Linked DNA regions of Homo sapiens: region 2 is linked to region 1. A link is an interaction called in ENCODE POLR2A ChIA-PET data of the cell type or tissue named here. Cell type or tissue: PC-3. All regions are shown on one strand. Links, peaks and the distances in the headings refer to the core of each region. The heading gives the core; the rest is flanking DNA. Region 1 overlaps KIF5B (kinesin family member 5B). Region 2 has its middle 56 kb from the start of KIF5B.

Region 1 (15,626 bases), core at 4,206-12,205:
ATGTAATGCTAATATAAAGATCGGCTGGTGACATTGAGCTCTGAGATAAGCCGTAGTGTACTTTAGTAAAGATGCTTAGTTTTATGGAAACATAACCAGTCCTTGAACCGTATTGTTTCCCTCTGGGAGAAGGAAAAAGCACCAAAAAGAGGTACAAATATTATCTATACCTCCAACTTTCACCCACCACTTTTTGAGTGATGAAAGACTTTTCATGTTAACAACTACAAATGGCAAATCGATGATTGTAGAAAGAAATAGTTGAGCTTTTTTTTTTTTGAAACAGGATGATCAGTTTTGTTTAATCTAGCAGACCTAGCCGACTTTGGTTGGGTCAGATAAGTGCTCCGAAAGACAAATCGCATTCTTGCTAGGTTTTATGGGATAACAGCCTAGGAAAAAGTATTAACTTTTTGTTTTTGTATCAGACAGAAAGTGTTATAAAAACAAACTTATAAAAAAGATAAAAATTGACCAGTATTAGATTCATACTTCTGCAGTTAAGGTCTATCTTGAAGAAAATTGTTGTTTGGTAATCCCAAGAATAGTGAGATACTGTTTTTTTGTAATGAAAAACATAACTAGAGTTGAGTGATCATTATCAGTGAGACCAGAATGTGAGGGTTTTTAAAGGTCTGATCTCTGGCATTGAAAGGTGTGAGAAAATAGCACTCCTAGTTGAAGGAGATTAAAAATTAATTGTAAAGTATGGCATACGAAACAGTGACTAAATTATGTTGCTCTTTGTTGGTAATGCTATGTAGTAGAACTAACTTTCTACATTGTTACCATGGTATGAAATTTTAATATGTTAATTTTTCCTCTAATGTCATTCTATAGTTAATACTGTATTGGGGCTATTTAATTTGGAAATAGGGCAGAGGTCACAGGAGATGGGACATGGATGATTGAAAGCATTGACACTGAAGACAGACTAAAGTTCTTTAGGGTTTTGATGTGAAAGTTTCTCCAAAGTTCAGCTCCAAAAAATGAATTGTCTTAGCTCCTTGGTAGGCCTTTGGCAAACAAGTCATTAGGCCACTAACAATTGCCAACTATTACTGTGTAAAGACTGTCAGGCGAGTTCTTTGTTAACAAGTCCACTAGAAAAACTCGTGTGTAAATGACATCATAGCCCGGCAGAGGCGGAGTAGTTAAGCCCAGTAATCCTTTTCCTTTGGGATGGTATATTTTACATATAGTCAGGAGGCTTGCAAGGCCTGGATTAGTTGTCAAACTTGAGGCTATTAGTTTCTTAAGAGTTTTTGTGGTTTACAGTACTCAGCTTCTGCAGTGGTTGGCACATCAAACCTATTTTTCCGTTTACACTTGTTTTAAGAATGTCTTATTTCTTCAGATTTTGTGTTTACACAGATCTGTAGTTATCACTATGATTCTTTTTGTTGGAATGCTAAAATTTAGGATTCATAAAATGTACTAAGATTAGAAGGTAAACTTTGATGAGGCACAAATACGACATGAACTATGAAGAAAGAACTAAAGGAAAATGAACAAAGGAAACATACATTTATTCTAGGTTTCCATTGGGAAAAAGTTGCTTATAAGTTCCGTTTCAAAATTTCAGTACTCTATATAAATGGTAATATTAGGAATAATGGATACATTGTTGGTTTGTGAATCCGTAATGAACAGTTAACCTTTAGGTAAGCTGATAAGCATTTTAGTTGTTTTTTGGTTGGTTGGTTGTTTTTTTGAGATTTTTTTTTTTTTTTGAGATATTTTTGAGTTTTGCTCTTGTTGCCCAGGCTGGAGTGCAGTGGGGTGATCTTGGCACACTGCAACCTCCGCCTCCCGGGTTCAAACGATTCTCCTGCCTCAGCCGCCCCAGTAGCTGGGATTACAGGCACGCGCTACCACGCCCAGCTAATTTTTGTATTTTTAGTAGAGATGGGTTTCACCATGTTGGCTAGGGCGGTCTCGAACTCCTGACCTAAGGTGATCCACCTGTCTTGGCCTCCCAAAGTGCTGGGATCACAGGCATGAGCCACCACGCCTGGCCTGGTTTTTTTTTTTTTTTTTTAACGTGTAACCAAAAATACATTACAACTGAATAACATAGCCTTAAAAAATGAAAGGCAACATGTTTTGGTTCATTGTTTTCAGAAACTAGTTTCTTGCATATAGTAACGACATTAATTATTGAGGTCTCATATTTTTGTTCAGTTTTTTAAATGAATTATTTCATTTTGTAAAAGGTTATAAGAGCAGCCAGGAGGAGCGGAATTGGAAAATCTGTGGGTAAAATCTTCTCGGTTTGGTTTTTTCATTTTACTGGTTCCTAATCCTGATTCATAATGAACAGTTTAGGAGAGAATTGCTGCAATGCAGCATTTAAAACTAAATTTTTAAAAACATGATTTAAGAACATTTTGTATACAATCTTCTATTTAGATCAAAATTGAAAGAATATTGTAGTTTATGATGTTAGAAGCATAATCAGTGCTCATGGAGAAAGTAATTTTTAAGGATTCTGATTTTCTTATAACTTGAGTTTTTAATACTTTGTCTAAACTTTTTTCCTGCTACTCATGTAATCAGTGATTTTAATATGACACCATGGCAGGCAAATCTTTCATAGTGTTTCTGTGTATGCTGTACAGCCTTTAATACAGAATTTATTTTTAATTAAGTGCTTGGTGAAGTGCTATAAATGTAACATCGAATGAAATGAATTATTTTATGAAAGTCTTTAAGCGATATACATATAAACTATTTGCTTTAAATTAGAGAACTTGTTACCGCAAAGCAAGGAGGACAGGGAAACAGTTTATGTCTTTGAAATGAGCTTGCTGGAAACACCAGAAAAAAATCAGTAGAAAAAATTAGGAGCTTGCTAAAAACACCAGGAAGAAAAATCAATAAAAAAATTACATCTATCTATTTATGAATCATGAAAGTAGAATATGGTTATTTGCATCATTAAGTATCTTTACAAATCATTATTCCTTATATGGTACACCGTAAAGGCTGCCAAAAACAAGCTGTGGTAGTTCCGAGAAATTAGAAGAGAATAAAACTAATTAGATAATCTTGCCCAGTTCCTTGCCTAAGCAAAACAACATTCTCGCTTTTCAAGTGAATGATTTGGTGTTTGAACCTTCTTGATTACCTTAAGAGGGAAAAATGAAGGAGAGGAGGGAACCATCATCACATACCTTTACAGTTGTGGAATGTTAGCCCACTATAGTGTTTAACTAAGGAAAATCTAATATAATACACTCCCAAGTGATCTGAAATGATCCGCTATTCAGAATTCCAGAGAAAGACATATCCCTGCCAGAAGGGTGTCCTTCATAACCAAATTTGGTCTTCAGTCTGGTCGGTGCATACTCAAACAGGAATCACTTCCCTTAAGGAACCTAAGGTATGCAGTTGAGATCAACTTATTCCTTTTTGATTTGTCCCCTTAAAGCATCAATCAGACGTGAATGCATCTTGTGACTTGGAGTTACTAGTAATATTGAAATCTGAAACTTGGGGGATCTTTGAAGACACATGGGATTAAAAGCTGCATAATGTACATTTCGAGGCTAAAAACCAGGTTTGAAAAATACAGATGTCCAGATGAGTTTTTCTTTAATTTATTTGAAAAATAGAGATATGCCTTAATTATAGACCATTAGAAATAATTTTTGTGTTTCACAGAGTCTTGATTTTCATTCCAGGAAGCCAGAGTCAGTAATTTATGGCTAGATCTTTAATTAAAACATTTGCCTTACTTAGTATTACAAAATCATCATTTGGTTTTGCAATCAAGATAAGACTGTTTTGTCAACTTAATGCTAAGCACTTAATTTTTATTTAACAATAACTTCTAGAAAGATAATCACTCCAGTCTCAATTATTTTTATGTTTGTGTGTTACCTTTTAATAGTTGCCATTTATATTATTTTAGTAAGGTTGTAGTGGTAGTTTATATATTTGCTTGGAGTTGATAACTAGAGTAAGCAGCTTCATAAAGTACTTCTGAAGGCAGGCTTTACTATTAAAACTGTTTACTATTATGAAGCTGTTTACATTATTTCTGGCATATCTCTTGGTAAATGGTTTAGGGGCACTATTTTCTATTGATGTAAAAATTGAGGCCAGGCATGGTGGATCACGCCTGTAATCCCAGCACTTTGGGAGGCTGAGGCAGGTGGATCACTGGAGGTCAGGAGTTTGAGACCAGCCTGGCCAACATGGCAAAACCTCATCTCTACTAAAAATACAAAAATTAGCCAGGCGTGGTGGCACATGCCTGTGGTCCCAGCTACTCAGGAGTATATTTGTAGATACATATAAAATTCTCTTGACATTACTTGATCACTTATATTAGATCCAAGTGTATAACTTAACTTAGTATTCAGGTTTTTATCTGGCCTTATCCTCTATTACTCTTTGAACCCTACAGTCTGTACTAATTATTTCTAAAATTGTGTTACTCATCTACAATATCTCATATCTTTATAGTCACTAAATGAATGTCTGCTGGATAAATGAGGGAAAATTACTTTCTTTTTGCATAGAAAAAACTATTAGTATGGTTTGTTTTTGGGTGGCGATTGTTATTTTGATTGTACTTAACGTTTGTTTTCAGAATTGTTCACCATGAATATATCTTGTGTCAGCAGTAAAATAATAGATTTCTTTTAGTCACACCTGTAGAATTGAATGTTAATTGTTTCAGTAGCATCTGAGAAAAGGATACGTTCACATATGTCACAACTAAAGAATAATCAGACATCGATGCCTATTTTAAATTGATGCCAAAGTGAGATCAGCTTCTTGTATCTGTCAGTAATGCTTTCAGCTTTAGAGGAAAAACCAACAGCTAATAGTGGCTTAAATAAATAAGAGGATGTTTTTCTCACATAACAAAAAGCCTGGATATAGGCCCTTCACGGTTCCTCACTCTGTTATACTTTGTCGTCCTTAGCTGTTGCTTTTCATCATCCTGTTTGTCGTATTTGCAAGATGGATGCTACAGCTCCAGGCATTCATTCCAGGAAGGAGAAAGGGCAGTTTTAGCTGAGATGGTCCTTTTTATCAGGATAACAACACCCTTCTCAGAGACCTCGAACAGACCGCCACTTCATATTATTCAGAGCTTGGTCATGTGACTACTAGTTGCAGGGAGACTAGGCTAACAGGTATTTGGCTTTCCGGCCTATTTATTGGGAGGTAGCAAGGGAAAGGGGAATTGGGAATGGCTTTAGGAGTGTCTGGTTCATTGTTACTTTTATTTCAGACTTTGAAGTGGGGATGTGGAGGGTAGTAGGTCTTTTTCAGCTAAGACTTAGGAAGTGTTTTCTAATGTTAAGGGCTTTTTCTGGGGTCATGATTGTTTTGTGTTTTAGGGCCCAACTTCCTTCCTTTCCTTTAGGAGAAACTAGAGAGCAGGCAGATACTTGCAAATACCTAGAACCCCTTGCCTCTTATTTTTGGATACCTACTCTTTCTCCTAGATTATTAAAATTGTTCCTGCAAGCATTTAAACTACCTCAGGTCTTACAAGTCTTAAAAAAAAAATAACTTTCTTAGACATACAGCAGATTTTCTGCACCACTTGGTTACCTCCCATTCTTTTTCAATCCATTCCAATCTGACCTTTGTCATTGAGTACTTTTTAGTTTTGTCTTGGCCTCACAACTGTATTTGACATAATCACTCCCTCCTTGAAAATTATTATTTTTTGACTTGCATGGACACCACTGATTTTTTTTTTTTGTTCAATACCCCTGGCTCCTTCTCAGACTATATTAGTGGTTCTCTGAGAGTGGTCCATGGAGTCCCCAGTATCATTTCTGGGGTCCAGAAGATCAAAGCTGTTTTCAGAATAAGATGATGTCTTTTTAACCGTTTTGATATTTGCATTTGATCCTTGCTCCTTGTACTTCAACTTAACAACTTCCATTGGTTTCTTGAATGCTACACTGTTCTTTCTGCCTTAGGATCTTTAAGTATCCTCCCAGTGCCTAGACTACTTTCCTACACGAAACCTTTTTCACCCTTCATGACTAATACTGGGGAGAGTGATGATGAGTTAGTTGCTGCGTATTTTTCAGTTCTTAAATATTCTTTCTCCAAGGGTGTTTCCGTGATATTCTGCTTTCCCGTAGACTTAGGTTCTCCTCCTATATTCTCTCATTGCACTTTCATAGCACTCAATTGCATGAGTCAGAATTCTGGTCACTTAATTTTTTAATGTCTGCCCCACTATTATTTATGCTCCACTAAAGCAGAGAGGGAATCTCTTGGTTATCATTCTAGCATGTCATCTCACATTCCATAAGTATTTGTTAAATGAAAGAATGGTTGAAAAGCTGTTGCAGGACAGGCATGGTGGTTCACACCTGTAATCCGAGCACTTGGGGAGGCTGAGGCAGGAGGATCTCTTGAGCCCAGAAGTTCAAGACAAGCCTGGGCAACATAGCATGGTGGCACATGCCTCTAGTCCCAGCTGCTCAGGAGGCTAAGGTGGGAGGATTTCTTGAGCCCAGGAGGTTGAGGCTGCAGTAAGCAGTGATTGTGCCACTGCACTCCAGCCTGGGTGACAGAACCGAGACCCTGTCTCAAAAATAAATAAATAGGTATTTAAAAAAATAAAAATCACTCAGCAATATTTGGCTGCCATAGTAGTGCTAATTATAATTACTGGGAATTATAATTGTAATTACTGGGCCCTGGGAATGCAGCAAAGACTAAAGACCATTCTTGTTTTCCTGGAGTTTATTCTAATGGATTTGTGCATGGTGATCCCTTCTACTTCAAAGATTCAATGATACCAAATTATGCATACTAGGTATACTATTTTGAGGATTAAATATATTATATGATGGCATCTGTAAAGGTTAGAAATGTTCATTTACCTTTAATTTGTATAGTTGAAACACTTTTTTGTTTTTCAGTCCAAGCCTTATGCATTTGATCGGGTGTTCCAGTCAAGCACATCTCAAGAGCAAGTGTATAATGACTGTGCAAAGAAGATTGTTAAAGGTAAATATATTCAACCTGCTGAGTTGTCTCAGCAATAAGTAAATAAGTTTGTGATCTTTTCTACTTACTCAGCTTCCTTTTTTCATTTTAATGCCCCTTTCTTCTAAGTTAATTGCAGAAGAAAGTTGTTTAAATAATAAAAAGGTCAAACACAATTAGTAAATATTCTATTGCTCAAATTCCATGATCTAATTATATACAGTACCTAATTAAGGTTATTATGAGAACTATGTTACACACTTATTCTTAAGAGATGCATTTCTGTTAGATATTCCCAGGAGAGTTTCCAAGGTGGCAGTTCTAGAAAGAGAACAGTATGAGAATGAAAACAAAAGGGCTAGACACATTTCTAAAAAGTAGTGGAAAATGGCAGTCTATCATTCTTCCATTCCATTGTTATTCCTTCCCCAAAGACTTACCTATCCCTTGAGGAATTTAACAAGGGTTGCCAAGGGTGAGAAAAGTATGTACATTCCAGTTAATACTATAACTTATACAAGAATATTTATAACTTTATATATTCTAAAACCATTGAATTTTAAAGCTGAGAGAGTGCTCATTGTTTATCTGGAGTTACTTCCAGTTACTGTAGAAATCTGTTTAATCAAAGGAATGGCTGTTACTTTGTGATATGATTTATTTCATTTTTTGACAGCTGTAGTTGTTACAAAGTGCTTCTTAGATTGAGGCAAAATCTGTGTTGTGGCATTCACCACATTAAAAGAATTGGGATTCAGTATAAAAATAGGTGGATTAGGATAGCATAGGAGCACAGATGCTCATCCTAGTAACAGGAGATAAAGTGGAGTTATAGAAGGTTTATAGATGAGGTGAGGGAGGGAAAATGTGTATGTACTCATTATATCAATTTCATATTGTCTAATACAGGGAGCAAAGTCATCATGGAGATGAGGAAGGGGGAAGAGGTTCTAGGAAAAGGCATGAAATGGATGGATTCAGGCAGTGTGAGAGTATTGCCAGGCAGTATTAAGGGCCCACTCAAGGTTAGCTGCTGAAAGAGTTGAATTTTTGCCCATTTGGAGTTTTGCTAGGTGAGTACAAAAGAGGGAAGTGGGGGACAAGAGAATTGAGGATATAGTCAAAGGAGTGATTATAATGGTGGACCATGGGATCTAAGGTGGTTAAGTTACAGGAAGAAGGATATGAGGGAGGCTGAAGGGCAGTGAAAAAAGGTGGTAACATTAGTGGGTTGTAGATCTCAGTGGGGTCAAAGATTTGTTGGAATCAGGGTACTGGACGGAGTAATAGAAGGTGAATACAGACAGTCCCTGACTTAGAACAACTTAAAATTGTTCGACTTTACGATGGTGCAAAAGCAATACACATTCAATAGAAATATTCAATAGAAATATTTCTAGTACCTGTACAACCATTCTGTTTTTCACTTTCAGTATAGTATTCAATAAATCATATGAAATATTTAACACTTTATTATAAAATAGGCTTTGTGTTAGATGGTTTTGCTGAACTGTAGATCAGTGTACGTGTTCTGAGCACATTTAAAGTAGGCTAGGCTAAGCCATGGTGTTTGGTAGGTTAGATGTGTTTGATGCATTTTCAGCTTAGGGTATTTTCAACTTACAGAACATTTATCAGGAAGTAACCCCATCGTAAGTTGATTAGTATCTCTACTTGAAATTGAGATTATGGAAGCAATGCAGTTAGTAATGAAAAGGTAAAGGTGTTGTCATGGAGTTGACTTCCGAGGTAGTAAAGAAAGGATAAGGCCAGACATGGTGGGTCACACCTGTAATTCCAGCACTTTGGGAGGCTGAGGTGGGAGGATTGCTTGAGGCCAGGAGTTTGAGACCAGCCTGGGCAACAGCGAGACCCCATCTCTGTTTTTAAAATAAAAATGAAGAAAGAATAAGATCGCAGAAAATTTGGTCAAGGAGCTGAGAGGCCAGGTTATTTTAGTGGGATTATCTGCTACAGACTTTGAAACCACCAGTACTGTTTTATTACAACAGTAATGGTATTGGTGAGAGAGAGTGAACTGGGTACTGACATCTTCATAAAATGAAGGGGAATTAACACTTGTAATTGTGTAAATGACTGCAACAAAGAGGAACAGGGTCATCATGTTGTAAGCATCATGTGGTTTTCCAGAGGGATCGATCATAGAACACAATTTTACTACATTCTTTGATTGAGACATACTTCTGTCTCATCAGTACAGTTTAAGATTACATTAGCTTTCTAACCAATAGAAAGTTACCGATTCATGAATTCATGGGCAATTTGAATATACAGGTCTTTTTTGTATCTCTTGCCGCCAGCTTTAAGCCCCATTCCATACTTGCACTTTGGAGAGCAAACCTTTAAAGTGCAGATTCCATTTTGTTCATTTTAGCTCTTAATCATATTTTGAGTTTTATACTGGGGATCTAGTAAGTTGGCTGTCAGCACATTTGATAAGTCTATTAAAGTGTCAAAGGTTTTGAAGTTTGAAAAATATGATTCTAAACCATTTATAAAGTGCTTAATGGGTCATGGTCCCTAGGTTAATCTTCTAAAATGAATAAGATTGTTGGCAGTTATTTCAATCACACTGTTTGGGTATTCAGCCAACTTCAGAGCCTCTTACCTATACGATTGGCTAGTCCTTAGTTTGTCAACATACTCACAAGAAAATGATGAAAAACTTGAATCCTTTTATCAAGTGATGGTGCATGACTCTAGTATTTGCCCAAAGTACCAGTTGAATAACCATATCCAAACAGGAAATGAGGTTAGTTCAACCATAGTCTTTACTTAATAAAATTTTGGTATACTTATTTCCATAATCTATCCCTTTTCCCATTTTGAAAATGTAAATAACATTAGTGTCTTCTATTACCTTTGTTCTCTTTGGCTTTTAAAAGTAACCTACAGTAGCTGTGAGATTTTTATCCCTGGAACGTAATCCTCCTTAGTAACTAGAAACTTGGGCTCATTTGAAGCCATTCTTTTGCTATCGTACTATCCACATAAACCTTAAAGTCCCTTTCAACAATGTTTATTCTGTTGTTCTGTTTTGAGGATCATATTTGTGGAAGATGGTAGTAAATAGAAGTACCTCTGTTTTAATATCATCAGTTAATATTTTCTGGTCTTTCCTAAGCAATGCAGGTTCATTCATTCATTATTTTTTTTCTGAATATGACTTTAAAAGTTCTTTTTAGGGCCTTAGTTTTTATTTTGTTTTGGTCTTAAAGTTACTTATCCTGGACTTTTATCTTTCTCATGCTGTTCTCGTGAGTTCTGTCTCTTCTCTTGTATATCCTTAGTTACACAGTCTCTTAATAATAGGCTGATACTCAGAGTTTTTCAAAATCTATTGTTTTTTAAGTGGTACCTAACCTTAAGGAAAAGAAAAAGATGAAGTCTGTTTTCCTGACGTTTAGGATACATGCATCTATTACTTTTGTTCTGTTTTATTACTATTTGCAGTTCTAAGATGAAATCGTTTGCTTCCTGAAATTTCTCTTCTTTTCTCAAAATTTCAGTCCCTTCTTCATCCTGCTTTACTGTTTGGAACTGCGTTCAGGATAATAGTTCCCTTCTCTGTAATATGGTAAGAGTATAATCTTTAGAATCAGACAGTCCTAGATTGAATTCTAGGCTCTGCCACTTTCTTGCTGTGTGACTTTTGGCAAGTTACCTAACCTTTCCAAGCCTCCATTTCTTCTTGTGCAAAATAGGTACTAGGAGTTGTTAAGCACAATACAGGTATCAGCTGCTAATTGTGTCCTCTGTCGTTGTCTTCTTTTTTTTTTTTTAAATTGAGACGGAGTTTCGCTCTTGTTGTCCAGGCTGGACTGCAGTGGCGCCATCTTGGCTCACTGTAACCTACCTCCGCCTCCCGGGTTCAAGCAATTCTCCTGCCTCAGCCTCCTGAGTAGCTGGGATTACGGGCATGCGCCACCACACCCTGCTAATTTTTGTGTTACTAGTAGAGACAGGGTTCCTCCATGTTGGTCAGGCTGGTCTTGAACTGCCAACCTCAGGTGATCCGCCCACCTTGGCCTCCCAAAGTGCTGGGATCACAGGCGTGAGCCACCACGCCCGGCATGTGTCCTCTGTCTTCTTAGAGGACATTATTAATTCAATCAGTCGTGTTTGTATTTGGGATAAACTCATAGTCTCAGCTATTTCTACTGTACAAAATTAGACTTCCAGCAAGTGTTAGAATACAAGGTTTCTATCATAATCTCTTTCTTCTTCTATGCAACCTTTGTAATTTATGTCAGTATCACCTGGCGATGATTTCCTTTTATCTTTACCCAAGTGCTCTGTACCATTTTGGAGGAGACTGCATGTAGTAGCTGGTGGGACTTGTCCTGGACAAGGATATGAATGTGGCAGAGTTACCAATAAATACACATATTTAAGGAGAAAGATGGCGTAGGGGTAGGTCGTGGGTACCTAGGGAGGTGTGAGGACAGGAAAGCAATTAAATACATGGTAGGTTGTACTTGGGACAATCATTGTTAAACAGATTGGATGAGAAGCCATGGTTAGAAATTGTTGGTAGGCAAAGATCAGCAGAATGATGGGCCAGCTGGGATTTCTTTTGAGATAGGGATTTGATGAGCAAGTTGCCAGTAATGACCTGAAAGCAGATAGTACTCTCTGGGTCCCCGACAAGTTCACTGAGAATGCACTGGCTCATAATTATCTGGACAAGTTTATAACTTGATTTTATGTAGGGCTATTAACATTCCCTATCTGTAGATTTGTTAGATACAATTGTTACTTTTGAATAAGGTTTATCCACTTGTATTCTCTTGAATTCTGAATCTGAGTGATTTGTTTCCCTTGTGTTAAGTAGCTATTTATTCATTGCCCACTATATGATAAGCATCTCATCAGGTCTTTGTAGATTTCCTGTTTTTTCCACCATGGCTTCCTGACCTGAACTCTCTGCCGCTGTATTCACCTTTGGTTTTTCCAGATGTAGCCTACCTTGTATTTATTTTGGTTCCTCTGCTCCTTGAGTATATAGTACAGTGGTTAAGAGCAGGTCTCTGGAACCAAGTCTATTTGCATTTGCGTCTCAGCTTCATCTTACTAGCTGTGGAGTTACAGGCAAGTTATTTAACCTCTCTGTGTCTCAGTTTTCTCATCTATAAAATGGGACTAATAATAGTACAGTGCGGGCTGGGCGCAGTGGCTCACGCCTGTAATCCTAGCATTTTGGGAGGCCGAAGTGGGCGAATCTCCTGAGGTCAGGAGTTGAAGACCAGCCTGGCCAACATGGTGAAACCCTGTCTCTACTAAAAATAAAAAATTAGCCGGGCATGGTAGCACATGCCTGTAATCCCAGCTACTTGGGAGGCTGAGGCACGAGAATTGCTTGAACCTGGGAGGCGGAGGTTGCAGTGAGCCGAGGTTGCAGTGAGCCGAGGTTGCGCCACTGCACTCCAGCCTGGGTGACAGAGCAAGACTCTGTCTCAAAAACAAAAAACTAATAGTACCGTGCACGGGGTTTTGTGATGATTAAATACAATAATATATAAAAAATGGTTAGAACCTGACTCATTGTAAGCTCTCAGATGTTAATAGTAACTTTATATGATGACTTCTAATTCTCAGAGCTTTTGCCTAAGTAGTCATTTTGCTGGGGAGGCTGAAGTTCAGGGAGATACAAAGTGACTTTCTACAACGTGATGTGCTGTTATCTCACTACCTAAATATGTTTTTTCTGTTGATACAGTATGAAAGAAGTAATACTTGTTCAGAGTTGTCCACCTCTGTTTCTCATAGGAATGGCAAAAGTATATTTAAAAGGGTGAGGGAGGCTTTAGAAAGATGCTGTACATTGATGATGGTAATAAATATTCAGCAAGCATTTGAGTTCCTCTGGAGTGCCAGGCACTGTGTTAGGAGTTAAACACGGTCCTGACTTTGAGTTGACAGGCTAGTGAGTAAAGCAGACAGGTAAATTGATCGAATACTCATTGGTAAGTGTTATGATTAAATGCAGATACTGTAAGAACACATAGGATGAGACTTTTACCCAGATATTTTGGGGGTGCGTTGTGGAATTGGGTTAGAGGAAGAGGTAAATGTGATACATGAAATAATTTTGCTTTCCTTCTCAAAAATAAAAAGATTTTGAAGGAAAGTTTCAAATGTTTGGAGTCTCTTAAAATCTTCCCAGGGAAGTTAGTAATGATGTCTTTTTTTCTCATTAATAAATGTTTCTGTAGGAAATCTGTTATCCACTTAGTTGTGCCCATGTTGGGGTTTTTTTTTCTTTTTAAAATAATGAATAAAAACAAGGATTGGCTTGCTTATTAGTTTACTTTTCACTGTTATATGCTGTTTCCAACAGAGGCTTCTCTTTTTGTTTTGGCTTCCTCTAGAATAGAATGTAATTTCATAGTACCTTTCTTGTCACCAAAAACAAACAACAAACAAAATCCTCGAAAGCCAGAAATCAAAGGATTGCCTTTTTCCCCCCTTTGACCTAATAAAAGAATATATTTAAATGTTAATGTCAGAGGCTAGAAAAAAATTTCATAGGAGGGTCAGGTGCAGGGGCTTACTTAGGCCTGTAATCCCAGCACTTTGTGAGGCTTGAGGCAGGAGGGTTGTTTGAGCCCAGGAGTTTGAGATCAGCCTGGGCAACATAGCAAGACCCTGTCTCTACAAAATTTTTTTTAGAATTAGCCAGGCCTGGTGGCATGTGCCTCTAGTCCTGGCTACTTGAAGCTGAAGCAGGCAGCTTACTACACCCAAGAGGTTGAGGCTGCAGTGACCAGTGAGCTATGATTGTGCCATTGCACTCTGAACAGAGGGGAGACCCTGTCTCATAACATTTTTTTTCATAGGAACTTCTTGGTAATTGATTTTGAGGTAGGAGTGAGTGTTACACTTTGTGGGTAGGATAAAGAGGAAGGTCGGGGTTTGTGAGGATTAGCTACTAATTAACCATCAATTAGTCTTGTTTCTAAAATCTCATCTGTATGTAAATTGGCAGAGGATTTTTTTTCTTTTTGGTCACATAAAGCTTTGGAGTGTAGATGTAATGACATTTGAGATGTACACTGATACAAGAGATTCTTTATTATAAGCAGTGGAATTTAAAATTTGTTTCTTAATTAACCACAGAAAGCAGTCTGGGTCCAGAGAAAATTGCTTAGATGGGTCATCACTAAGAAAATTACTGTTGTTATATATTTCCTTTAATGTCTTTATAAATCCTTTATGTACTAAACTTTGATGGAGTCTTTCATATTAGCATAAAGAAAATCTGAATCTTTCTTGCCACTCTTTCCACAAATAATTTTGGTTTTTTTTTTTTTTTTTTGAGACAGAGTCTCACTGTGTCACCCAGGCTGGAGTGCAGTGGCTCGATCTCAGCTCACTGCAACCTCCTTCTCCTGGGCTCAGGCGATTTTTGTGCCTTAGTCTTTCGAGTAGCTGAAATTACAGGCCACGTACAGCTAATTTTTTTTTTTTTTTTTTGAGATGGTGTCTTACTCTGTCACCCAGACTGGAGTGCAGTGGCGCGATCTCGGCTCACTGCAACCTCCACCTGCCCGGTTCAGGCAATTCTCCTGCCTCAGCCTCCTGAGTAGCTGGGACTACAGGCACGCGCCACCAAGCCCAGCTAATTTTTTGTATTTTTAGTAGAGACAGGGTTTCACCATGCTGACCAGGCTTGAACTCCTGACCTTGTGATCCGCCTGCCTTGGCCTCCCAAAGTGCTGTGATTACAGGAGTGAGCTACCGCACCCAGCCACTCCCACAATATTTTATTATACAGAATTTAGTATGCAAGGGTTAGGAAGAGGGTGTGTGTGTGTGTGTGTGTGTGTGTGTGTGTTTTAGGGTGTTTTATACCTCACTAGGAATAAACATCTGATATTTTCCTGTAACATTAAGTAATTTTTTTTTTAACCTTTTCTCTACCCTGTCATCCTGTAGTTTAAGTAATTTCTTAGGAATCTTGCTTAAGGAAAAAATCCCCTGAACTATAAAATCTTTTCTCATAGATGTACTTGAAGGATATAATGGAACAATATTTGCATATGGACAAACATCCTCTGGGAAGACACACACAATGGAGGTAACGTTTTATAATCTGTACTTAGATGTGGTTTGCAATACATACAGCATTCATTATTTGTGATATTATTTCACCATGCATAAACATTTTAATTTACTCTTTATTGCCTTTTCTCATACAAATAATATACATGTAACATCATTGTTGGAATCTAATCAGTTCCTGAGTTTAAATAGTAAGGGATACCTGTATTTGAGATTATATTTGAGATTGTTTTATCAGTTAGCATAACCATAAAATAAATAACATTTTAGACAAGAATTTTTTGTCACCCTGTTATATGGGAAATTTTGAATGCTTATGTGTTGTTGATTTTATGTAGTATAAATAACTTTTTCCTGTTCTCCTTGGCTCCTCCTTCCTCAAAATAACTGTCACTCTTCTCTGATAAGAATGTTGCCATAATTATCAGTGCTGCTGTTAATAATAGATGTGGACCCACTATAGCTTTGCTTCTAGAAAACAGCCTGTGATTTTCTGCCACTGCTAAAGAGCATCTGTTTTTATCATTTATTTGAGTGTACTATATTAAGTAAATGACTGCTTC
Region 2 (15,626 bases), core at 3,985-11,984, 65 kb before region 1:
GGCTCATGCCTGTAATCCCAGCATTTTGGGAGACCAAAGCAGGAGGTTTGCTTGTGGCCAGGAGTTAGACACCAGCCTGGGGAACATAGTGAGACCCCGATCTCTACAAAAAATTCAAAAATTAAAAATAAATTTTAAAAAGCATTTAAGTACCACTTCTGCTCTTCCAAGTCCTCCACTGGTTCCCAGCTTGGCAACTTCAAGGTACCGTTTGATCCCAACTTTAACAGGGGCCACCTCCCTCTTTGTCAAACTTCAAAGAGTAGGATGTAGGAAAAAGCAAACATTTTTTTTTTTTTTTTTTTTGCCAAAATTCTTTCTTTGAAATTTGTTTTTCTGTGATGTCTGGGAATTTCTAGTGAGAAACGATAAAGTAAAATAAGACAATCTCACTCCAGCCTTTGCCTTCAAACCCCCACTTCATCACCTGTGTTTCTGCATCACCCCCAAACAGCTAGTGCTGTGTTCTGACCTTTTCTTTCTCTGCATTCCTACCCTGGCACCAGCTGCAAACAGAGTCAGACATTGCCCCTGTAGGCCTTAAAAACTGATGAACAAAGATAGCCAGATGCTCTCTTCTATTGTGAGGAAATGGGGTGGGGGCATTTTTCCCTGGCAGAGACTCTCAAGTATGTTACCTTCCACTTTGAGCCATAATCACCATCATTCCCAACAACAAAACGGTAGTTCCCCCCACACAAAGTCACTGTGCTGCAAGGACCCTGTCTCCCTTAACGCTGCAAGCCAGTGGCCTATGTCTGCTGGCTCACAGGGACCCCTGGCATCGAATGTCTTACCCAGGGAGATAGTACCCTGTGGTGGGAGCAAAAGTCACCTCTTTTTTTTTTAAATTTATTTTTATTTTACTTTAAGCTCTGGGATACATGTGCAAAACATGCAGGTTTGTTACATAGGTATACATGTGCCATGGTGGTTTGCTGCACCCATCAACCCATCATCTAGGTTTTAAGCCACACATACATTAAGTATTTGTCCTAATGTTCTCTCTCCCCTTGCCCCACAACCCTTGACAGGCCCCAGTGTGTGATGTTCCCCTCCCTGTGTCCATGCGTTCTCATTGTTCAACTCCCACTTATAAGTGAGAACACGTGGCGTTTGGTTTTCTGTTCCTGTGTTAGTTTGCTGAGAATGATGGCTTCCAGCTTCATCCATGTCCCTGCAAAGGGCATGAACGCACCCATTTTTAGGGCTGCATAGTATTCCATGGCATATATGTGCCACATTTTCTTTATCCAGTCTATCATTGATGGGCAAAAAATCACCTTTTTGCTCCTGGCAACCTTTGCCCAGAGCATTCTGGTTTGTCTTTGTGTGTAACAACTCAAGGGAGATGGCTTTTTGTCCCGAGATAGCACTTTCAATATGATGGTGCTTATGTGGTACTCAAGTAAGCACAACATAAACAGTATTGCTGAGAAGGACAGTTCACGTTTATGTTTTAATTTGGTGGAGTATTATTGTTTCTTTGTCATTTGGTTGAATCACCATCTTTGGCTATTTTAGGAAAGAACAGAAAGGGAGCAGTTTTCTGATCCACCTGACAAATTCTGGGCCTGCACTCTCCCTTGGAGTCCACAGGATTTAATTTAAAGAGCCAGAAGACTAAGTTTAAATAGAAAAGGATATTTTGAAAAAAGGCAAAGTGAGACTGTTTTTTTAAATGAAACCTGAAAACGTACCTTGAAAGAGATTCCATGACTAAAGCCGCCTAAGGGAGTTTATTAAATGATTATTCTTTGATTCTTTGTTTCATTTTTGTCTTGGGTAAGAGCAATCCAGGTTTCTCTTCAGAATATGATTTTTTTTTTGACGGAGTCTCCCTCTGTAGCTCAGGCTGGAGTGCAGTAGCATGATCTCGGTTCACTGTAATCTCTGCCTCTCGGGTTCAAGCAATTCTCCTGGCTCAGCCTCCTGAGTAGCTGGGATTACGGGCGCCTACCACCATGCCCGGCTAATTTTGTATTTTTAGCAGAGACAGGGTTCCACCATGTTGGCCAAGCTGGTCTCAAACTCCTGACCTCAAGTGATCCACCTGCCTCAGCCTCTCAAAGTGCTGGGGTTACAGGCGTGAGCTATTGTGCCCAGCCAGAATATGATTTTTGATACCATTATTAGTTGGACTTCATATTCTCTTTCACCATCAGCAAGCAATTTTGTTTTCTATATAGTTATAATTTATTTACAAACAGAAGGTGTTTTATGGAGACCTTTGTTTACCAAGCATAGCTCAAGAGTACACTGTATTTCTGGAATTCTCTCGTCTTCCTTTGAAGACCTACCTAAGAAGTCTACACTGATGGATGTGTGAAAGACTTCAAGTTTCTTAATATGGCTCATTACTTTCATGAGAAGAAAAGGTTACTATAGACTTAGTTAAAGCAAGAAAAAGGCTTTCTATTGGAGTGGTCATTTCACAGTTTTATATCAAAATTATTTTATTTTAAAGGGAATTACAGGTAAACCTCACAAGGCTGGGCACAGTGGCTCATGTCTGTAATCCCAGCACTTTGGGAGGCCAAGGTCAGAGGATTACTTGAGGCCAGGAGTTTGAAACCAGCCTGGGCAACATAGCAAGACCTGTCTCTACAAAAAATTAGCTGGGCATGGGTGGTGCACACCTGTAATCCCAGCTAGTCGGGTAGCTGAGGCAGGAGGACCACTTGAGCCCAGGATTTTGGGACTGCAGTGAACTATGATTGTGCCACTGCAGTCCAGCGTAGACAACAGAGAAACCCATCTCTGAAATATAGAACAAACTACAACAAAACAACAACAACAAAATCACATGAACATGGAATTTTCTTTGTGAACGCTTACTGACTTGGTTTCTAAAGGGCAGTGGAGTTATTTGTCTGTACCTGATTCAACAATATCCATCTTAAAATTCATGAAGATCCAATTAAAATGCCCCTTATTCCCTCCTGAACCCCCTTCACCCTCTGCCACACACAGATATTAAATTGTGACATCCCCCAGCACAACAGCATGTGCCCCCAATCTATTCCAATCTATCATAATCCTTTGTGTACAGTCCCAAGTCACCTAGTAGACGATGTGTTCTTTGAGTGCAGGGACTATGTTGTATTCTTCTTTATTTTATTTTTTTATTTTTTTGAGATAGAATTTCTCTTTTGTAGCCCGCCCAGGCTGGAGTGCAATGATGCAATCTCGGCTCACTGCAACCTCCGCCTCCCGGTTCAAGCAATTCTTCTGCCTCAGCCTCCCAAGTAGCTGGGATTACAGGCATATGCCACCATGCCTGGCTAATTTTTGTATTTTTAGTAGAGATGGGGTTTCGCCATGTTGGTCAGGCTGGTCTCGAACTCCTGACCTCAGGAGATCGACCCACCTCGGGCTTCTAAACTGCTGGAATTACAGGCATGAGTCACCATGCCTGGCCAAATGTCATACTCTTCTATTTTGCATCTTCCACTGAACCTATGACTGTGGCTGGTACATCCGAAAAGAAATTAAATACCTGCTGGATTTAACTTATTTCAATGTCTCCACAGAATCCCATTATCCTCATAGCACTCTTTAGAAGTTGCTATTTTCCCTCTATAGTGACAGTGTACTGTGACTGTCACTCTAGAGTTATTGCAAAAAGGAGAGAAGTTTAGGAGGGACACAGTAACACACATGACATTTGCCTTTGTTGTCTTCCTGCTATTTTTAATAAACATTTTCCCCAGGTGCCCAATTCTGCCATGGAACCCCCACCTTGGCATCTCATAAGGGCCTGCTCAGTGCCATCAGTTCCTGTGACTTTTGTATTTATTTATTTGTTTCAAATGTCTTTTATATTGACTTTTTTTTTTTTTTTTTTTGAGACAGGGTCTTGCTCTGTTGCCCAGGCTGGAGTGCAGTGGCACGATCTCAGCTCACTGCAACCTCTGTCTTCCAGGTTCAAGTGATCCTCCCATCTCAGCCTTCTGAGTAGTTGGGACTACAGTCACACACCACTACACCCAGCTAATTTTTGTAGAGATGGGATTTCTTCATGTTGCCCAGAATGGTCTCGAACTCCTGAGCTCAAGCGATCTGCCAGCCTCGGCCTCCCAGAGTGCTGGGATTACAGGCATGAGCCACCATGCCTGGCCTATATTGACTTTTTAATGATATGTTCATTTAAGAAAAATTTAGCAATACAGATAAGCAAGATAAAAACCACCTGTGAACCTACTCCTCAGGTGGGATCATGTGGCATAACATTCCTGTCTATAAACAGAGTGAGTTTTGTTGGCTTGTTTTCTAGAATGAGGGTATCAAATAACCTCTGAACAAGGAGAGACAAAAATTCCCCTGGCAGGGATCTTCTTTGTCCTGTGACTGTCGCTTCATCCATCCTCTTAGTTTTGCACTAACACGCTTTGGTAGAAACACGTCCTGATTAGAGTTGAAGTGGATTTCTCTTTGGTTTTACAAAGCTGACCCTCCCTCCTAAACTCCTTCCCATTGACAGTAGTAAGCAGAATTTGGGGGAAGCTGAGCATGAGGGGATTGTGGGAAAACCATATGTGACCCAGCATGTGGTTGCTATTTGAAGCAACTGCAGACCTGCTCACCTCGGCACAGTGAGTTGCTTTGGGGAGCAATGGCTAGGTAGAAGAGTGCTCATTAAGAAGAGTTGTGAGGGCCAGTGCAGTGGCTTATGCCTATTATCCTGGCATTTTGGGAGGCTGAGGCAGGAGGACCACTTGAGAACAGCGGAGGATGCAGTGAGCTATGATGGCGCCACTACCCTTCAGCCTGGGTGACAGAGTGAAACACTGTCTTCAAAAAAAAAGGAGAAGGAAGAAGCAGCAGAAGAAGCAAAAGAGGAAGAGGAAGAAGAGGAAGAGGAGGAAGAAGAGGAGGAAGAAGAAGGAGGAGGAGGAGGAGAAGAAGGAGAAGAAGGAGAAGGAGAAGAAGGAGAAGGAGAAGGAGGAGAAGAAGAAGAAGAAGAAGAAGAAGAAGAAGAAGAAGAAGAAGAAGAAGAAGAAGAAGAAGAAGGAAGAAGAAGAAGAAGAAGAAGAAGAAGAAGAAGAAGAAGAAGAAGAAGAAGAAGAAGAAGAAGAAGAAGAAAGTATCCAATGTGGGTTGCATCTGAGACTCTGGGAGAAATCTAGACCGAAAGAAGAAGAAGAAGAAGAAGAAGGAGAAGGAGAAGGAGAAGGAGAAGGAGAAGGAGAAGGAGAAGAAGGAAGAAGAAGAAGAAGAAGAAGAAGAAGAAGAAGAAGAAGAAGAAGAAGAAGAAGAAGAAGAAGAAGAAGAAGAAGAAGAAGAAGAAGAAGAAGAAGAAGAAGAAGAAGAAGAAGAAGAAAGTATCCAATGTGGGTTGCATCTGAGACTCTGGGAGAAATCTAGACCGACCAGTGGGGTCATTCTAACAATGGTGGACAATGATTTTCCTTCAAACAGTAGTAGGACAGCCTTTAGCAAAGACACTGTGAGGCTGCAAGAAGCAATGAGGTGGGTGCGAGGGAGGGACTGTTGAGTCTCTAACTCCTGCTCTGCCTGGCATGGAAGCAGATGTGCATGTGTAGGAGGATGCTTGGTATTTAATAAGTTGGGTATTTAATAACTTTTTTAAAAAGGTAAAACATCATCATAATGAGGTAAGAATTATGTTTTACCATAAAAAAGTAAAATGTAATAATAAAATTAATAATAATAGGTTGGGGGATTTGAACACTTGGAGGTGGAAAGACCCCTTAAGAAGATGTTCTTTGGGATAAGAGCTAATAAAAAAAGAAAAAAGAAAAGAAAAGAAGATGTTAGTTTGCCTGGAAGTGGAGCAAGTAGGCATTCAAGCAGTCAACTCTAAATGAAGCAAGATTATATTTGTGCACCAAAGTGGAAAAGCAAGTTATACCATGTGTGATTGCACCTGCGTAAATGTGTGTGTAATTTTTTTATTGAGGGCATCACATTAACTGGTACTGATTGCTTTAGTTCAGGGAACTTCAGGCATGGAAGGCAGAGCACAAGAAAGATATTTCTGGATGAAATGGCCTTTCTGATCTTCCTCTTAAGTATGCAATGATTTCACTGATAGGTCAGGTCAGATTTAGCCCATCTCATAACTGGTTATAGAAAATCAGGAGAGGCTGAGCGCAGTGGCTCACGCCTGTAATCCCAGCATTTTGGGAGGCCAAGGCGGGTGGATCACAAGTTCAGGAGTTCGAGACCAGCCTGGCCAACATAGTGAAATCCCGTCTCTACTAAAAATACAAAAATTAGCCGGGCATGGTGGCACATGCCTGTAGTCCCAGCTACTCGGAAAGCTGAGGCAGGAGAATCACTTGAACCTGAGAGGTTGCGTGGGGAGGTTGTGGTGAGCTGGGATGGCACCACTGCACTCCAGCCTGGGCAACAGAGAAAGACTCCATCTCAAAAAAAAAAAAAAAAAAAAAAATCAGGAGAAAGCCCTAAAAAAGGTTCAGGAAACAGAAAGGAGAATTGCTGAATTCTCTTACCAGACTCCGACCTGGAGTCTGGTAAATTCTGATAGTTCTCCCAAGCCCCAAACCCCTGAAGTCTTCCCAGCCACTGCCATATGCCATTGGCTTGTTAACAGTTGCAGCCTCTTCTCAGTCACAAGTTTTTGTTTGTTTTTGCTTTTTCACTTTTGCTAACATTTAAAAACTTTTAAAATAAAAATTTCCAAACACAAACAGAAGTAGAAACAATGGTACAATGAACTCCCATGGACCCATCACTCAGCATCAAGAATTATCAGTGAGGTTCCATCTGTACCACCATCCACTCCAACAAACATTTTGAAGCAAATCCCAGACATCATATATATACACCTTAAAAGCAAGGATTCTTTTTTAACATAAACACAATACACAATACCATTAACACTTAAAAAAGTTAACAATAATCTCTTAATATCAAATATTTAATCAAAGTTCAGCTTTCTCCAATTGTCTTATAAATGTTTTTGTAATAGCCTCAAGTTTCATATGCTTATAGTGTGTTAGAATATTTTGTTTCTATCTTTAAAAATCCATCAATAAACGGGGTGTGATGCATGCCTAGAGTTCCAGCTACTTGGAAGGCTGAGGTGGGAGGATTGCTTGAGCCCAGAAGTTTGAGGCTGCAGTGACCTATGATGAATAGTCACTGCATTCCAGCCTGGGCAAAGTAGCAAGACCCCCATCTCTTAAAAACAAAAAACTCATCAATAAGTGTGCATATATTTACTATGTGGTCAGCCTTGTTTTAAGCACAATAAGGAGCTAAGTGCCCATGCTGCGGAGTGGTGAAAAATGGGATCAAATAGACAGGATAGGGCTAGACTACGGAGGATATTTAAAAACAGCAGAGGAGTTTCAACTTGATTTGGTGGACAGTGGAGAACCTCTTAAGATTTCTGAGCTTGGCGTGACAAGAGGAACTTCAGCTTCTCCGGTGAATGACATATGATAGTGACAATTCCCTTCACCTCTCACAATGCCTGACTTCCTGAAGAGTTGAAAGAGCAAGTGAGGTAATGAGTATTCTATACAAACCTCAGTTGCATTGATGGGAGTATAAAGATAGAAACTTGCCTTTATAGTCAAATGTTTTAATACAGATATTCTGCAAAGCAAGGGATATATATATATATATAAATTGAAATGAAATATAAATTATATTTCAATAATAAGACATTTTAATGAAAAGTTTTAAAATAGTAAAATAACCATATGCATAGTGTTAATATAAACAAAGAGCATTCTTTTTTTTTTGAGATGAGTCTTGCTCTGTTGCCCAGGCTGGAGTGCGGTGGTGCAATCACTTCTCACTGCAGCCTCAACCGCCTGGGCTCAAGGGATCCTCCCACCTCAGCCTCCTGAGTAGCTGGGACTACCGGTGTGCGACACCACGCCTGGCTAATTTTTTGTATTTTTTGTAGAGACGAGGTTTCGCCATGTTGTCCAGGCTGGTCTCGAACTCCTGGGCTCAAATGATCCTCCCACCCTGGACTCCTAAGTTGCTGGGATTACAGGTGTGAGCCATTGTGCCTGGCCTCAAGAGCATTCTCGATGGTCAGGAGAGACAATGTAAAAGAATATAACTTTGAAGACTTAGAAAGTGAGTGTTTTTCTGACATCTTCTAAATATACATCGTGAGTTTTTTAATTGTATAAGTCCTAACCAATAGCCTAAGAGCTAAGTATACAGATGAATACCATATAAAGGCAATCTAAGTCTAGTTATTTTTAACTCAGTGGATTATAAAATAAACCTAAGACCTCATTAGAGGTCAAGTTTTTGCAAAGATATAAAAATTGAGCTAGAGTTGGCAGGGGCATATGTGGTAGAATTTTGAAACACTTTGTAATCCATGAGTCAGTGCCTCCGGAATGTTGGAGAAGAAAGAATGGCAGTAATCAATCCAAGAGGACCCAAAGGCATGCACTCTGTAGGCTGTTCCACGCCAATTTTAGCAAGTGCACATGTCTCCAAAATAATAGGTACTCTCCAAGTGGCGAGATGGCATCTGGATCATACAGGGTTTTGTGGTTTTTTAAAAAGTCATTTAAAATTATTGAAATTCAACTAGACCCTCCAAAATCTTCAGAAGAAAAGAACAAATTTCAAATTTTAGAAAGCAGTTTAAGAAAAAGACATAATGGGACTGAGGTTTATCAGTATACATATTATCATGATCAATCTTTAGTATTATTATATGAAACTGATGGATGTTTCATAAAAACACATGGATTCTGGGCAGCCTTCCCTACTGAAAGGCTGAGAGGTGGACCCTGGGGCAGACAGCTGGGCTCAGAGCCCAGCAGGGTGAGGATGGATGAGGATGCGCTGACCACCCTGAAGATCCTCATCATTGGCGAGAGTGGGGCGGGCAAGTCCAGCCTGCTCTTGAGTTTCACAGATAATACTTTTGATCCAGAACTTGCAGCAACAATAGCATGATGTGACTGCAAACAGTATGATAAGAATGTATGCCAGGTGAAACACAGGGATCACTGTCATAGAAGTTGCCTCAAATTCCAGTTGTCTGGAAAGCGATGTAAACTGGACCGCCCGCCACAAAAATATACTCAGTAAAATAAAGTCTATAATATGTCAAATGTGCCAAGAGAAGATAACGGTAAATATATGTCTCTTTCCCACTGTCTAAACCAGTAATTCAATGCTCTGTTCTGTATTTGCTTCTTCCAGGCAATCCAGGAATCACATCAACCTGGCTATTCACAGATGAAGGGGTAAAGAAACTGCTGTGTAGATACACAATGGAATACTCTTCAGCCATAAAGCTTCTGGAAACCCTGTCATCCGCAGCCACATGTGGAACCCTGTGCATCCACAGATGAAGGGATCAGGAAACTCTAACACATATACTGAAGGGAATAGCCTTCAGCCACCAAAATAATAAAATTATGTAGCTTGGAGCAATACAGATGAACCTGTCCATCCACAAATGAAGAGATCAAGAAACTCTAGTATGTACACAAGGCAAAACCCTTCAGCCACCAAAATCATGACATTATGTCACTTGGAGCAACACAGTTGAACCGCCGAGGATGCCTCATCCTCCACAGGCGGATAAACGCTGTGGCCGCCGCTGCTGCCTGGGTTGTGCCCTGACACCCCCACTGCTTCTCTATTTATACAACTTAATAGGGTTGCTGACCCAGCAATAACTGAACAGCTGATATGTACCTCACACTAAGCCAGATGCTTCATATGTATCTAATTTGAAAAATGCTGAGCTACTTACCTTCTTAACACCACGGAACTTCTACTTAAAAGTTTGTTTTTTAATCCTAGAGAGCTCCAAGCAAGTTTTAGGGGGCTCCCCAAAACCAGTGAAGACTTTAACTAAAAGTAGAATTTCAGAGTACTATAATTTGATTAGAAACCAAACCCCAAAATTAAATATGAAGATCAATGTCTGTACTGAACCGGCCCATCTGGTGGACACAAGATTTGTGTTATTGACTAGAATGTTACCGAAAATTCACAATTTCTGGCATCCATCGGTGTTCAGAAAATTGGATTAAGTACCAAATACAGCAGAGCACACCCAGCTTTGAGGCAAGGACCCCGTCAAGCAGTCAGGCAGCGCTTCTGTTAGGGTTCTGGGCACAAGTCTTCCCCGTCCCTCCCACCTTCTCCTGGCCTCCCTGTAAACCCGAACAGCCAGGTACCTCAATTTTCTTCAAGGCCAGGCTGTTCTTAACGTTGGCAAATTGGTCGAGGAAATGGGTGAGCCACTGCTTGCTCTGCACGTCGTCCTCAGGATGCTCGGTCTTCAGGCAGTACAGCAGCCACACGGCTTTGGCCCGCAGGAGTAAGTGGCCCATTCCTAGGCTGTCCCCCAAGATGTGTCCTCCGAAGAAGCTGGTCAGGTAGAGGGGATGCCCGCCCTATTTGTAGATGGGGAAGGAGATGCTGCTCAGGTCGAGCGTTTTGTCCACCTGCCAGGCGTACAGGAGCGGGTTGGGGGGCACGCAGAGCACCCTGTACCTCGCGCACACCTGCTGGTACTGGATCTGGCTTCCGTTTCCCCGCGCCACACGCAGATCCTGCACCGCACCGTCCAGTTTGCTGACTTCTGCAAAGATGGCCGGGTCCAGCAGTGAGTCGCTGTGGAAGACCGCCAAAAGCGAGGCGCAATTGGCCTCGGTGCTCATCCTGGAAGCCGAGAAGACGTAGGAGTCGTTGTTGGTGAAATGGCTCTGCAGGAAGCACCCAGGCCTTGGCAGGTGAAAAAGCAGCCGTGGGCCAGAGCTCCCCCTACCCAACCGTTTCCTGGAGAAATTCTAGGCGAGTCTATTTGAGCTCCGCCCCAAGCTGCCGGCGGAGGCGGCATTTGTAGCACGTGGTTGGCCCCAGTCGCCTGACGAATATGGAAGGTGTTTGTGGCCTGGTTGACCTCTCAGGGGTTCGGCAAATACAAGGATCGCTTTTTCAAGGCCATCAAATGCGTACCTATCCTACGGGACTCGCAATTTATTGGGAGAATTTGGGGGTTTCTCCTACACACACAAATGGCACAGAAATTCCACGTGTCCTGAGAAACAGATTTTACCTTTCCTGGTGTTCACCCTGTAGCAGTTTCAGGTAAGGCTTTTGTGAACCTGATGCACTTGACTTATTGTTTTTATTCTCTGTCCACAAATGTAACATGAACATACATTCTCCTAGTAAAAACAAGTAAACGCATAGAATGAAAAGTGGAAAAAAGAAATCAAAACCTTTCTATCCCATTCCTCTTAAAGGAAGTGTTAAAAAGTGGGTCTACATCCTCACAAACCCTTTCTATGCATATACATGCATATCAAAGATATAGCAAATATACCTTTTCCATAAATATTGTTGAGCTATTTGTGCTATGCAGATTACATTTTTCATCTACAGTGGCAGAGGGTTTGAACATGTCAGTGCATATAGACTTATTTATTTATTTATTTTTGAGGCAGATTCTTGCTCTGTAGCCCAGGCTTGAGTGCAGTGGTGCGATCTTGGCTCACTGCAACCTCTACCTCCCCAGTTCAAGCAATTCTCCTGCCTCAGCTTCCCAAGTAGCTGGGATTACAGGCATGCGCCACCATGCCTGGCTAATTTTTGTATTTTTAGTAGAGATGGGAGTTTCACCATGTTGGCCAGGCTAGTCTCGAATTCCTGACCTCAAGCGATCCACCTGCCTCGGCCTCCCAAAGTGCTGGGATTACAGGCATGAGCCACACCACGCCCGGCCTTATCTTATTTTTTTGAACTGCTCTATACTTTTCCAATGTGTGGATGAAACATAATACAGCAAGAATTTTGTTGATGGACCCATAGATTGTTTAGATGTTTGCTTTTATAAACAGCATTCAGTGAGTGAATGTCTTTTATTTAACCTATACTGAGGAACCATATCTGCGAGATAGTTTTTTAGAGTGGATTCACTAGGCCAAAGGAAAGGTTATTTAAAATTTTTAGAACTATTGAGAAATTAAAATCCAAAAAAGTTGTATTAATTTGTACCCTCATAAGCAATATATAAATTTACCATAGCCTATCCCACAATGTCGGCAAAGCATTTGGTTTGTGCCATTGGTATCTTACTTTGGTTTAATTTTGAATTTATTGCTTAGTATCCTTATCTTTCCTTTTGAGTGAACTATCATATCTTTTGTGTGCGTGATCCATTCGATAGTTTTCCTATTGGATTGTTGGGATTTTCTTCTTTGTTTATAGGAACGATTCATATGTTAAAGAAATGACCACTTTTCTTGTGATCAGAGTTACAAGGGTCCTCCCCACCCACCTGCATTTTGCTCATTGCCATGGATTATTATCATTATTATTTTTTTGAGATGGAATCTTGCTCTGTCACCCAGGCTGGAGTGCAGTGGCGCCATCTCAGCTCACTGCAAGCTCCACCTCCCGGGTTCATGCCATTCTCCTACCTCAGCCTCCTGAGTAGCTGGGACTACAGGTGCCCACCACCACGCCCAACTAATTTTTTCTATTTTTAGTACAGACGGGGTTTCACTGTGTTAGCCAGGATGGTCTCGATCTCCAGAACTCTTGATCTGCCAGCCTCGGCCTCCCAAAGTGCTGGGATTACAGGCGTGAGCCACAGCGCCCATCCTTGCCATGGCTTAGTTTTGTAGTTCATTAATGAATACTTTTCTTCCCTGAGATCCAAGTTTTTGTCATATTTGTGTGTGTGTGTGTGTGATTAAAAAAAACCCACATGGATTCTAATCACGAAAAATGCAGAAAATAGCGTAAGGACTATTTCCGAAGATTTTGTCTTGTTTTTTGGTGGTTCACCAGATGGATGCACGAGACTCAGTGACAGGGTCCTAAGATTCATTGCAGCAAAGCATACTGAGCAAAAATAGCAGGGAATGTGCAAACAGAGGAGTCCAGGGAGGGTCCTGGGAGGCCCAGCATAGGCCTCTGATTTCCTTCCTCATTCACAGCCACACAGGAGCACTTTCTCTCTGGTAGAGCTATCTGGTATATATGAGTCTCAGAATCTGAGGGCTTTGTAGCAGGTGGGTCACAAAGGTACCTCCTGCTATACAACCAGTCATGGCAACTAACACTCAAGATCCCAGTAAAAAAACCCAAGTGTCTTGATATTTGTGCCAAGAACCCAACAAACCAGTACAGTGTGGCCCATTGCTCCAAGTATATGTAGCAAAACCATCAATCATAGCCAGGTGCATTGGCTCTCACCTGTAATACTAAAACTTCGTGAGACTGAGGCAGGAGGATCACTTGAGTCCAGGAGTTTGAGACCAGCCTGGGAGCCATAATGAGACCCTGTCTCTGTGAAAACAAAATTAAAAATTAGCTGGGCATGATGTTGCATGCCTGTAGTCCTAGCTACTCAGGAGGCTGAGGTGGGGGAATTACTTGAGCCCAGGAGATCAAGGCTGCAGTGAGCTATGATCACACCACTGCACTCCAGCCTGGGTGATAGAGTGAGACTGTCCCAAAAAGAAACAAAAACTATCAGTCACTACCATAAAGAACATTTCAGGAGCCATATTCCCAGTTGCTGGCAAAGAGTCAATCATGGTGTCCTTGGAGACATGTAAGGACTAAGCATACAGACCTGTTGTGGTATTAGTTTGGTGCAAAAGTAATTGCAGTTCTTTGCCATTACTTTCAATAACTCTTTCATTAGGGATATTCTGGAATGAACCAAAGGCAGCAAGCTTGCAAGATGGTATTACTCCAGAGAGTGTGCCCAGTATGCCCTACCAGCCTGCCTTTCCCCATGTTTCTCCCTATGCCTACTTCCTCTCCTGTCCTTGTTTCCAGATCCCATATACCTTTCAAGCTCCCAAAACTTTGGGACAAACTCCCAAGACTCTCATGCCCAGCTGGTAGCCATCACTTGTACAGTCAGGACTGGCTACGCAATTTGTAGGATCTGGTACAAAATGAAAATACCCAGTTCCTTGTTAAAAAATTATTAAAGAACTTCGGGATAGTGACAATAAAGCATTAAACCAAGAGTAAGGCCCTCCCTCGAGCAGGTCACAGCTACACAGGTTGCAAAAGCCTGAGGCCAGCCCCGATTTTTTTCTTTCATATTCTGTCACCGAGGCTGGAGTGCAGTGGCTCCATCGCTGCTCACTGCAACCTCGACCTCCCAGGCTCCAGCAATCCTTGGGACTTGGAGAAGCTGGAATACCACCACACCTGGCTAATTTTTGTATTTTTTGTAGAGACGGGTCTCACTATATTACCCAGGCTGGTCTCCAACTCCTAGGCTCAAGTGATCCTCCTACCTTGGCCTCCCTAAGTGCTGGGATTACAGGTGTGAGCCAATGCGACTGGCCTTGTAGTGAGTTTTCACTGGCGTATGTAAGACAGCTACAGGGAATTGGAAAGTACCCCACTCACCTTCAACTCAGATCACTCCTAGCTCTACTCCATTGACAAGGTGACCTTGGAAAGTCACCTTGCCTCCAGACTCCATTTCCTCCTCAATAAAACAGGAATGATAATGATAGCATGTTTATGGGGCAATTGTGAATGTTGAAAGAGATATATACATGAAAACGCTTTGTAAAGTAAAGCACTATGCAAATATTAGCTTTCTCTCTGGGGCTATGTCCATCTAGATAACAAACACTGGTCTATTATTTTCTCTCCCTTGGACAGTGCTGGAGGCACACTAACAGATACTTTTCTTTGTTGTTGTGAGTTCGCTCTTGTCACCCAGGCTGGAATACAGTAGCGCAATCTCGGCTCACTGCAAACTCCACCTCCCGGGTTCAAGCAATTCTCATGCCTCAGCTTCCTGAATAGCTGGAATTACAGGTGCCAGCCACCATGCCCAGCTAATTTTTGTATTTTTAGGAGAGATGGGGTTTCACCATGTTGCCCATGCTGGTCTTGAACTCCTGAGGTCAGGTGATCCACCCACCTCAGCCTACCAAAGTGCTGGGATTATAGGCATGAGCCGCCGCGCCCGGCCAATACTTTTCTTTTTCACCCTTTCTCCCCAGACATGAATGCTTTTGTTATTATAGTAGTACAACATAACCTCATATTATGTTTCCCCAATTACAAAATGTAGTTATACTTACAGTTGTTATTATGGGGGAGACTAATTTGTGTCAGGTTGAGTAACTTCTATGGATGGCTAATCTTATGCACTTTATGTTTTATTCCAATTCAACTTCGGAGGATGTCATTTTCAAAACTTGTCCCTAAATTGTCACTTTGTCACACCATGTAATACTGTGGTCACCTCTCTACAGAATATACTTTGTGCTTGTTAATTTCTCACCTTCCTAACTGCTGCTATGTGCACATAAAGATCCTGATAAATATTTGCTAAATAAATGAATTGGCAAATGAATAAATAAAGAAAGAAAGAGAAGGTCATAGTCTGGATACACAAAAGGATTAAATGACGAAACTGGTTTATGATCACCAAACATAATTTCTTTAATGTCAGAAATAGTAGTTCTCTTAGTTGCTACCTAAAGACTTCAAACACACAGAAATGCATCCCAGATCATTGCAGCACTGGATCCAGAGAAGACGAGGTCCTGGTGGGGCAGACATGGAATAGGGTGGAGCTAGGTGAGCCACTGATTGGCCCACATGCATCACTATTCCCTGAATGGAAATAGTGCTCCAGC

What was found. ChIA-PET counts read pairs that join two places held together with the same protein. Peaks named below come from ENCODE experiments on the same cell type or tissue, not always from the same donor. Only the 100,000 strongest peaks of a DNase experiment are listed, where the experiment ranks them.
Region 2: POLR2A ChIA-PET joins it to region 1 with 25 read pairs; 4 of 35 experiments call an interaction of 5 or more read pairs at or near these places.

Annotation. Positions count from the first base shown.
Region 1 is chr10:32,039,837-32,055,462 of GRCh38, reverse strand. KIF5B (kinesin family member 5B) reads left to right here. Exons shown (of 26, transcript NM_004521.3): 2 at 6,912-6,999; 3 at 15,006-15,079. Among named protein-coding and RNA genes, the nearest start is that of KIF5B, 8.8 kb to the left of the region's middle. RefSeq lists an enhancer at 6,142-7,341. In PC-3, for the core only: no CTCF peak of the experiment used is centred there; no DNase peak of the experiment used is centred there.
Region 2 is chr10:32,104,963-32,120,588 of GRCh38, reverse strand. No RefSeq gene overlaps it. Among named protein-coding and RNA genes, the nearest start is that of KIF5B, 56 kb to the right of the region's middle. In PC-3, for the core only: no CTCF peak of the experiment used is centred there; a DNase peak (open chromatin) is centred at 8,358.